Linked DNA regions of Mus musculus: region 1 is linked to region 2. Evidence: chromatin loops called from intact Hi-C (ENCODE). Cell type or tissue: left cerebral cortex. All regions are shown on one strand. Links, peaks and the distances in the headings refer to the core of each region. The heading gives the core; the rest is flanking DNA.

Region 1 (5,219 bases), core at 793-4,792, 530 kb before region 2:
GAGTTAATTTTCTGTCTGAAGACTAATCAATTTAAATAATATATATCAATCTACTCACAGAGGCCTCATGTCAGGCAAGGATCAACAAGGGAAGTGATACAAAACAATGTAACTTTATAGATATGTATTTGTGTAAGAGGACCTTTTGCTTATGACATGGGAAAAATCTGGGAACTAAATTCATAATTTGGGTTTTGTTCAGAGAGCCAGCATTCTGAGTAGCAGCATAAAGATCTGTTTTCCATCTAATCTTCAGCCAGCAAACTATAGAGAGAGGAGAAATAGAGATAGTTGATTATTCCAAAGCTTAGACTTGGCCCTCTGGTCAGGAGGTCAGTCTTATCTCTGAGATTTATGGTGTTGGTGTTTTTCTCATCCTCTCTACCACATGACAGGGGTAGGAGAGAGGGAGATAGGGGTGAGGGTTTCACAAACACCAAAGTCACTGGGGCAGCTGTTTGGATGATATCCAGGTTGAAGGATAACTTAAAGCAAACAAACCATTTTCAGTGTGTGCCTGTGGGTCCCTTCCTATAGAACAAGTACAAATGTGTCCTTATGATATAGAATAAGCAGAGCCCCTATTGTGTTCCTGTCATTTGTTACAGTAAAAACTTTTTTGTCCTCTGTGTATATTAGAATCATCTCCTCACCATCTTGAGGTTGGCATGTGATTGATAATGGTAACTGATACTAGTAGAAGGAGGAGGGGGGTGTCATGGAACTCTCACCTGGGATTCCAGCTGTTACTGACTTCTACTGCCCCACCCCCCCACCCCCCCCACCCCCGTTGCAAGTGAAGATGTGCTAGAGTATAGAGGAAGTTGAAGATTAACTAAGGGACAAATTGCAAGATGTAGCTTCCATGTTTGGATAGGACTTTGTGATGATGCAATTGCTCTGGAGTCACCCACACTCTTGCAAGTAACGTTTATCTCTACTCTGTAGATGTGCCCATAGTTTTGCCAAGATGGGAGGAATCACTAGTTTGGTGATCTGCTGTCAGCGCCCTATATGGAGTGATTAAACAGCCGTAGGCTTCTCCCCAGGAAAAGTTAACACAAAAGTACCATCTTACTCTTTACATCATAGTTTACCGGAGAAAATATCAAGATAATAACTTGAACAGAACAAATTTACGATTGGCTTGACACAAGTAAATGTTCCTGTGTAGTTATATGTTAGTTTAAGGCAGTTAAAACATTTTATTTGTTATTGTTATCATAGGAGAAAGAAACTCTAATATACAGCCAGGCCCAATTTTAAATATGAGGGCAAATATGGATTTAAAAAGAAAAAACCCAGTTACAATGTAGAGGGATTTTTGCTAAACCACCTTAAAAAGTAAGACAATATGATCAGGAATCAAGGGCAAATATAGGGGAACTAGATTACACATCAGAAGCTGGACTAATTAAAGTGCTGTGCTAAGATTTACTCTGGAAGGCCAAAAATAGCACACAAAGATAAAAATATATAGTTTTTTCAAAAAAGGGTTCAGAAGACTGGTGTAAATTTGTTCATGGAGAAATTTTTTTGCCAAAAAATATACCTGTTGGTTTTTTTAAAAATGGATACAAAATGCAGACTTTGAGGAAAGAAGGCTGAAATAATTGCCTTTGATATGGTAGGTGCATGTGTGTACTTGTATGTACATACATGCATGTGCTTCTATGGCTGAACATAACAAAACTGTGTATTCTGCGTTCCTGGATCTCAAGTCTATCTCTGTAGACACACATTTACACGGGTAGGTTTCTGTCTCTTGGTCAGAATTCAGGCTTGGAGCTTAGAGATTAAAAAAAAAAAGATGAGAATTAGATTGTTTCTCCTGGGTGGAAAATTCCATAGAACCACCACTGATGCAAGAGTCTTTATTTCTTTCCGGTCACTCCTACAGTATCCAAGTGAGATACTTTGGAATTGACCAATAAAAGGTCATTTGTTTATTTTTCCTTTGGTTCTCCCTTATTAAAGATTAAAATTCTTAGTTTTTGAAATTAGAACTCACAGTAATCCTTAGACTAAATCACAAAAATAATTAAAGTACATAAGCATATGTACTTTAATAATGTATGTTCCTATATGTATTAAAAGCATAAATATTAGCTTCCATTGCTATTGAAATCATATATTTTATTCCTTGACCATCTGCTTTCCTGCTCTGTTCCTCATAATAGTGGCTAATATGACCACATTGCAAAGATGGTCTCTTCTAAAAAGAACCCCATTAATACAACAAGCTCACATCCTTGACAACGCTGCCCACTCATTCCCCCCACCCACTCTCTAATATCCGGTCTCCAGGATGCTCTAGACAAAGCTACCCAGACCAGTTTCCCTGCATCATTCTCTGAGCTCAGAGGCAGGCTGTTGCATAGCAACAGAGGCTCAGAGTCAAATATAGACCATGGAAGGAAAAGTAGCCCCAGGTAATGTCAATGCTATTAGAACAGTGAACAAAGCATACCTCTCAAACAGCCTCAAAAGCAGCCCACAACCTCTTCCTACCAAAACCCCTCACTTCATGCTCCCAACCTAGTATGTTCCCCAATGTGTTTCTGTTCTTGACGAAATGCACCATTTTTTGATCCCTCAGTTTTCCCATTTACTTCAAAGTCTCATTCACAGAAAGGTATACATTTTAATAGAATTTGTATTCAACATATGCATAGTGGTATTCCATCTTCTGTGTCATCCTGTAAGGGGTTGTGGTTTTAATCCTAATCTTTGTTATGGATCATAAAGCTGTATCTCCGAGAGTAATTAATGGAGTGCTTTGACCCTGCAGGCCTAGCTTCTGCTTCTGCTTTATAGAAACATGTAGAAGCATAGTTCCTTTGCCATGATCTTACCTAGATGACTGATTGTCCAGGTCCTTATTTACGAGAAAGAGAGAGAGAGAGAGAGAGAGAGAGAGAGAGAGAGAGAGAGAGAGAGAGAGAGAGAGAGAGGAATGACTCTATGTCAGTTGTCAGGTGTGAGTCTAAACTAAACTGTCACAGTAGGAAGCATGAAAAATAATGACTCTTTATTAGTGTGTTTTTCTTTTCTTTTTTTGGTTTTTGTTTTTCCAGACAGGGTTTCTCTGTGTAGCCCTGGCTGTCCTTAAACTCACTCTGTAGACCAGGCTGGCCTCAAACTCAGAAATCCACCTGCCTCTACCTCCCAAGTGCTGGGATTAAAGGCATGTGCTACCACTGCTTGGCATGAAACTTCATTAGTATACACCATATGTTTATGATTGGCATCACATAAGTTTTAAAAATAAAAATAATGAAATCATTAAAAGCATGATTCCACCATGCTAGGAACTGGGTATCATATTCTCACTCATAGGGTGCAGAACACCTACTTGATCAGTAGTAAACACGTACTTGAACTGCAGTCAATGATCTCAGATAGTTATTGGGCATTGGGTTTGCATATTTGAGATCCCATCCCAGTGGCCAAACAGAATGATGTGAGCACCAAATAACATAGTTCTGGTGGTTTACTAAAACACATAATCTATATAAGTCCCTATGAATTCTTAAAGAAATGAAAAAGAAAGCCAGAGGAAAGTCACTGCTCAATTACTGGAGGTCGTTTAATAAGAGGGCTCTTTATTCTGAAAACTGACAATACTAAAAGTAGTCAATAACTCCATGTGTTCCTCTGTGCATATCATTGTCCATGTAACCTAATAGCTGATGTAAGAATGCTTCTTTTACACAGAAATTACAGCTAATCAACAAAGACAGAGTTGTTGAATTGTGTGAATTTTATCAAAGTACGATTCTAAAAGCAATCTTCAGGTAGTACAAAAACCAGGGAGGCTTCAAGGAGGTGAAATACCCATGGGAAATTTTATAATGGGTGGAAAAATCTTTCAGAAAAGAACTACAACCAGCCATGAGTCTTCGAGTCACAGACGATGAGCTAGCCAAGTACACTGGACTCCTAGGGGAACCACAAATAGCACGAGTTAACTGTCAATAGCTGAGCATTTCTACAAAAGCCCAGGGCATTTCACTACCTTTGTGAATATTGACAATACTCATTCTCCTCTACTTTAAAGCCCAGCAACATTTTTGGTACTGAGAGCTTGCTGTGATATCAAAAGGGGGCAGAGTTCTGCCAATCACCTATACTCTGCACAGCTTCTCTAATGTCTATGCTTTCTAAAGTTACCTAAAGGGTGAATTGTTCATTCGAGACAAGTAAAGGCATAGAAAGGAGAATTGTACAGACGTATTTCCATTTTGTAGGACAGCCTGAACATCACCGTTCCAACCTGACATAATTATTATGACTTTGATGACATTTTTAATGGTGACTTCCATGGCCAGATGAGTTGAGCAGGGTTCTTCCTGCAAGTATTTGGACAGATTTTTTTTAACTTTGTGAATGTGATTATATAAGGGTAGAAATTAGTCAGGTGTAGTGGTTTGTTCTTATAATTCTAGAGTACAGGAATATCAGGACTTCAAGGCCATTGTTGGCTATATACTAAGTTTGAGGCCAGTCCATGCTGTATGAAAAATGAAAACTTAAGAAAAAGAGTACAGAGCTAATACCCTACTTACAACCCTGCAAACTTCTTTATGTGACAAAACTATATGTTGAATGTGTATCCATGCCAACCATAAAGTCCACATAATAATGAACTTGTTACAAAAATGGTAAGGGTCCATTCACATGTGGTAATAATGACAAAGTATTAAAGCCTGGACTGAGGGCATAGTTTGGTGGCAGAGCCTAGGACACAAGAGGCCTGGAATTAGATCACTAGGGCCTGTAAATGCAAACTTTTTGAAAATGGAATCTATGTATGATTTAAGACTTGACATGAAGTGATGGATTTAGGGTGATCTTTAAATCCAACAATTCTTATTCTTGTAACAAACTGAATGGAAGAAGGTTGTGTAAGGAGGCAAATTGGAGGCATAGTGCCACAAAGCCCAAAAGCTAGAGAAAAAGGAATAAATGAGCCCACTAACAACCTGTCTCAAATGTCATTGACTGTTCAAAAAAACAACCAGTTTTATTATGACACAAAGGAAAATAACATCTGTAAAAATCAGCAAAGGGCCACTGAGATGGGGAGAGGGGGAGAGAAACGGACCCTGGAAAGCTGGTCTTTGATCTCCACATGTACACCCTGAAACAGGCATGTGTATTTTCACACACACACACACACACACACACACACACACACACACACACACACAAGCAAG
Region 2 (5,219 bases), core at 642-4,641:
TATTCTTCCAATACACCCTGAAGAAGAGTCTAATTTCAAGAAAGACAGATGATGAAATCTGTGTTCCTCGTGTATATTAAGGCCAGTAAGGCCTTGTAATAATTCCTTAAGTAGATAAACAGAGTGACTACATGCCCAGAGATTCCACTTCTAAGTCCATACCCAAAAAAAGCAAGGCCTATATCTACATATATGTTTATACACAAAAGTGTACAACAATGTTACTCATAACATCTCCAAGGTTGAAATCACCTAAAGACCACCAAGAAATTAATAGGTAAATAAAATGTAAAATTTCCAAGCAGTAGAATATTATTCAGCCTTTAAAAAAAGAAATAAATCCTCCTACATTCTAGAATACATATGAACCTTGAAAACATCACAAAATGGAAGGAAGCCTGACACAAAGCAAATATACTGAGTCCGTTTCAGAAGAGAAAAGGAGAATCCAGAGAAAGCACGTCTGTGGTTGGACAGAACAGTCCCCCCTTGTAATCCCTGCTTTCAGGAGATAGACTAAAGCGAGAGATTTGGGGTTAACCCGGATACAGAGTGAATACAATGTCCTGATACAGAGTGAATTCAGTGTCATCCTGGGCTACATCTACATAACCGGAACCTGCCATATATATATATATATATATATATATATATATATATATATATATATATATATATATATATATATTCCATACATGTATATATTCTGCATATATGTATATGGAATACACACACACATATTCATTCCAGTTTCAACTCAAGTATGAGGGTTTTCATTCCAGTTTCAACTCAAGTATGAGGGTTTTCAAGGTGACAGAAGTATCTGAAAGTTATTCCAGTGGTGCACAATGCTATATATATTTACCGAAAAATATCCTTAAAAAGTGTGTTGGGGGATGTTTTGTTATTAAAATAAGGTCTCATTCTGTAGCCCACACTGGCCTCAACCTTGTGGTGATCTTCCTACCTCATCTTCCCAAGTATCAGAATTAGCGGTGTGAATCATAACATCTGACTTATACGTGTCTTTAAATATTAAATAGTCTTTAAATTAGTTTGCATAAAAAGAAACAGATTTGAAATCCTCCTCCCTAAGGACTGGCCTTCATGGTACCAGAAAGCCCCATGTAGACTTTCAAAGGAGGGAAGCAACCTACAGTCCTACCCAGCTGTGATGCCCGTGAACCACATCAGTGACCAGCATGGCACAATAACCCCAAGGGTACCATAGTGGTGCTCATAAGTTGGCTCTCTAAATGGACGTAAGATCAGCTCATTAAGAGAAAGACCATGACTGGTACTGTGATCCTAGCCAACTACCCAGGGCTAGTAAAGTCATGAATCTTGGAGGAGAACCTGTAGCCACCACTTTACTAAACCATCATAATCCCCAAATATATTCTAAACATTTGTCCTTATACCCACAGATAAGTAGTCCTCACACCTCATCAAGGAAGCTTTCTTTGCAACAGACAGAGAACACTACAGAAAATCACAGACAATCAAAATGCAGAGTTGTGGCGTTCAGTCCAACTGGCTATATCTACAAAACAACTCTCACACCTAAAGTTGAGGGACCATTTAATAAGAGGGAGCAGGAAGATTGTAAGAGTCATAGGAGCAGGGAATTTGTTGTGAGATTTGTGTCTCCTTTAAGGTACACCCATAATATTCCTATCAACATGACTGCCTAAACATGAGCTGAGCAAGGACAACAGTAACAGACACGCTAAAGTAGATGGGGAAAATTTATCAGGCCCCAACCCTACGCACAGAACTACTGACAACTAAAACATGCTGAGAATGGGAGAAATAGTTTTCCCCAGAGAAAAGCATTCCAATTGGTTATCCAGCACCAAATGATCAGCCCTGAAATCATAGACATACAAGGAACATTGAGCAAGTTGTGTTTATGTATTTACTAATATATATGTATGTACATATATGTATGTAACAACAATTAATGACAAAAGGAGGTCGTGAATTTGAAAAAGAGTAAGGAGGGATATGTGGGGGAGGGGTTGAAGGGATAAAAGGGAAGTGGAGAAAGATATATTATACTCTCCAAAAATAAAATAATTTTAAGTTGTTAAAACCTTGTCTCCTGTGCGAGAGGAACAACCACTCTTTTGCATGTAAAGACAGCCCGATGCACATGTGATATGTAAACACTAATATTTATAGAAGCTGGCTATACCCTGGTACATCTGATTCTGTCCTGTGTTCTTCCAACCATTGACCTCCTCTTCTTGACATACTTCCCTAGGTTACTGAATATATTTTGTAAGTATATACATAATACCCGTTTTATAGTTTTTAGAGGACATTTTGGGAAAAAATGTAGAAAAGTGATTTAGAATGTATTTGTTTATATATGTGCATGGGTACTGAAACTGCAGTTTAATTTTAGAAATGTAAAGAAATTAAATTTTATCATAAAACTAAAGATAAAATAAACTTGGTATTCATTCTAAAGAAGTAACAAGTTTATATGAAATTGTAAACAAAAGCTGCATTGTATAGGTATTTAAAATATATTTATATGCAACTAGGATCATTATAAAAGCAAAAAGAGGTTACAAAACCCACAAGTGGCCTGGATTAACTTTTGATTTTTGCTCTCTTCCCTTCAGACCCATACATGAAAATGAAAATCAATAATTTTGTTCCTCTGGCATGGTCTTCAACTCAGCACGTTGTTAGGAAGTACCCTCCGTCTGGTGGCTTTAGTAGTCTTATACAGGGGAAAGAATTATCTCCCTTTACCCATTCAGACTTCCAGAAAGCTCTATGATCAGAATTCACCTCGGCCCCTCCCTCCCACTTCGCTCAGCAGGCTTCCTGCTGCAGTCTAAGTTTTGATCACCAGGTGGCAAAAGTGCGCCACCCATAGCAGCTAGGTACAAAGAAGGTTCCATAATCAGAAAAAAAAAATACCTTTTAAAATAAGCTTATCCACAATAAGAAAAAAAATACCTTTTAAAATGAGCTTATAAACACGATTCTAATTATTTTGAAGGTAGAAACTGTATATGTAAAAGCATATCATAAAATCACATACATGAAAATCAGGAGATAATTCTATCATGCTTATCACAGTAGCAGGCACCGGACTCCAGGGAGGTTTTTAGTAGAGGAAGAGGATGCTGGCTACCGCTGTGTCTATAGTGTCCTAGAGAAAGGGTGGCAGACAAGGATTGGACAAAGGCCTAGGAAGAATGTCCAAGGGTGGGATAGTGGAAGGTAAACCCAGTGGTATCTGGGATGGGGCGTCAACCTACAGTGAATGTCTGGTAGATCTGGAGACACCAGGAAAGAGAAAATGGCGCTAGCTGCTTTAATAATACGTACGAAGTTGTCAGACAACTGCAATTATAGGAAATGGTTCATTTCAGCACACTTGTTAGTTTTTGTAAAAATGTTTTCCTTCGCATTGAAATGAGAAAAAGAAGTCATAAATGGTGGCACACATCTGTAAGCCCAGCACTTAGGAGACCGAGACAGAAAGATTGACAATTAGAGATGGGCCTGAGAAAGCACTGTAAGTTACAGACCCGCCTGAGCTGGACTCTCAAATCAAAATAAAGAACAACAATAAAATGAAATTAGATACAGGCATCAAGTGTGAAGCAGAAGAAAGTTTTCACGTTTCATGGTGACCAGGAAGCTGAGTAAAACGACATGGGCTTGGAGCTTGCCTCCAAATTCCAGAGTTCTCTGGACGTGCTGAACTAATGAAAGGAATCCTTTGCAACTATTACAGAAACATCTGGAATGGAGGTTTCTCTCCCTCCCTCCCACATGTACTGAGATAAAAGTGCACCTGGGAATGCTGAGGGTCCCCTTCAGGGGTAAAGAGCAGGATCTCAGGAGATGAGCCTGAGCCTGTTTATCTGTGATAAAGGCCAGGCCAGGCTGAGGAAACGCCCTGTGTGCAGGTCACACCGTGGGGCATTGGTGGCTTTTAACTGTTGGGACACAGCAACAGGGTCTGGCTGAGCTTTAGATCTAAGGCAGGCACCATGAAAATCATTCCTGCTTTCCTTGCCTAATGGGTACACAGACAGCCACAGTAGGGAAGCCATATCTCTCTGGCACCCTTTGTGTTCCCAACGTTAGAGTCAGGAAGGGCTTCATGTTCTTGGGTCTTTCATAGTGTGCTAAGAGATGTTTCACGTCATGCTTCCAAGCAAACCCAAATCAGGTGCCCACCTGGGAAGACAGACCATGTATGCCTTGATGTGGGAAGCTCACTGGTGCTAGGTGTGCTTAGTGGCTGCCCTTGAATGGTTCGGCATGTTAATATCTATGTAGGAAAATGCTAGGCCTGTCCCACTATCAAACGTCCTTGAATCTATCCAGAGGATCTATCCAATGGATAATTTCACCTTTGTCCTGCCTGCACCGGGATAAAAATGCATACAATAATCTGTAGGGATTTTTTTCATTTGTCAGCAATTCAATATTAGTTGAACGCAAGACCTACACTGTTCTACTAGAGGTGATCCGTCATTGCCCTAGTAAGCACAAAGGACGAGGGATAAATATGTGGCCTTGCAGTCTGAAAGGTGCTCCCCACCCCGACCCTTTGAAACTTCACAAGTGGCCTGTATTCTCTGTAGCATTCTTCTCTTCTCACACACTCCCTACCCCACACGTTCAGCTCAGGTCTCTTGGCCGAAGCAGACGTTCTCTCTTCAAGGTCACAAATTTTCTTTTAATCATGAGGCACAGTTCCTTGTTGATATAAATGTTAGAATATTACTTTAATGGTGTCCTATCATATGCTCAGTTGTACAGATTGTCTCTCTCCCTTAACAAGAAGTCTTTGACAGTTCCTCTGGAGCTGGAGCACAATGTCCTGGGTGTGAATGCAAGCCTTCCTCCTCCCTAACTCTGCAGCCTTGAGCACCGTCCTTATCCTCACTGCCCGCGGTGTTTCAACTATGGTGCACAGTGAGGGTTAGCAACACTGTCCATCTTCAAAGCCTGCTCTGAACACTGCACGACTCAACACTTTAAAAGAGTACGGTGCATAAGACATTTTTGTCAATTTTAAAGTTTGGCTTTATGTTCCATTGTTACTAATTTTTTTTTTTTACTACCATGACAAAGCACATCCTACTGGCTCCCAATCAGTTACACTTGAGATGTTAGTGCTGAACAGTGTGGATGCCTAGGACGGGCCCCATCAAATCACCACACACTTCAGTGCATAA

Evidence for each region. A loop is a pair of places that touch in the nucleus more often than their neighbours do. Peaks named below come from ENCODE experiments on the same cell type or tissue, not always from the same donor. Only the 100,000 strongest peaks of a DNase experiment are listed, where the experiment ranks them.
Region 1: a loop joins it to region 2, with 15 times the contacts of the local background. A loop is called at or near these places in 4 of 42 quality-filtered maps.

The regions. Positions count from the first base shown.
Region 1 is chrX:136,092,282-136,097,500 of GRCm38, forward strand. It overlaps a transcript of Nxf3 not described here. Among named protein-coding and RNA genes, the nearest start is that of Nxf3, 9.6 kb to the left of the region's middle. In left cerebral cortex, for the core only: no CTCF peak of the experiment used is centred there; DNase peaks (open chromatin) are centred at 1,695 and 2,357.
Region 2 is chrX:136,622,243-136,627,461 of GRCm38, forward strand. It overlaps a transcript of Tceal3 not described here. Among named protein-coding and RNA genes, the nearest start is that of n-TAtgc1, 34 kb to the left of the region's middle. In left cerebral cortex, for the core only: a CTCF peak has its summit at 2,860 (motif pointing right); a DNase peak (open chromatin) is centred at 2,852.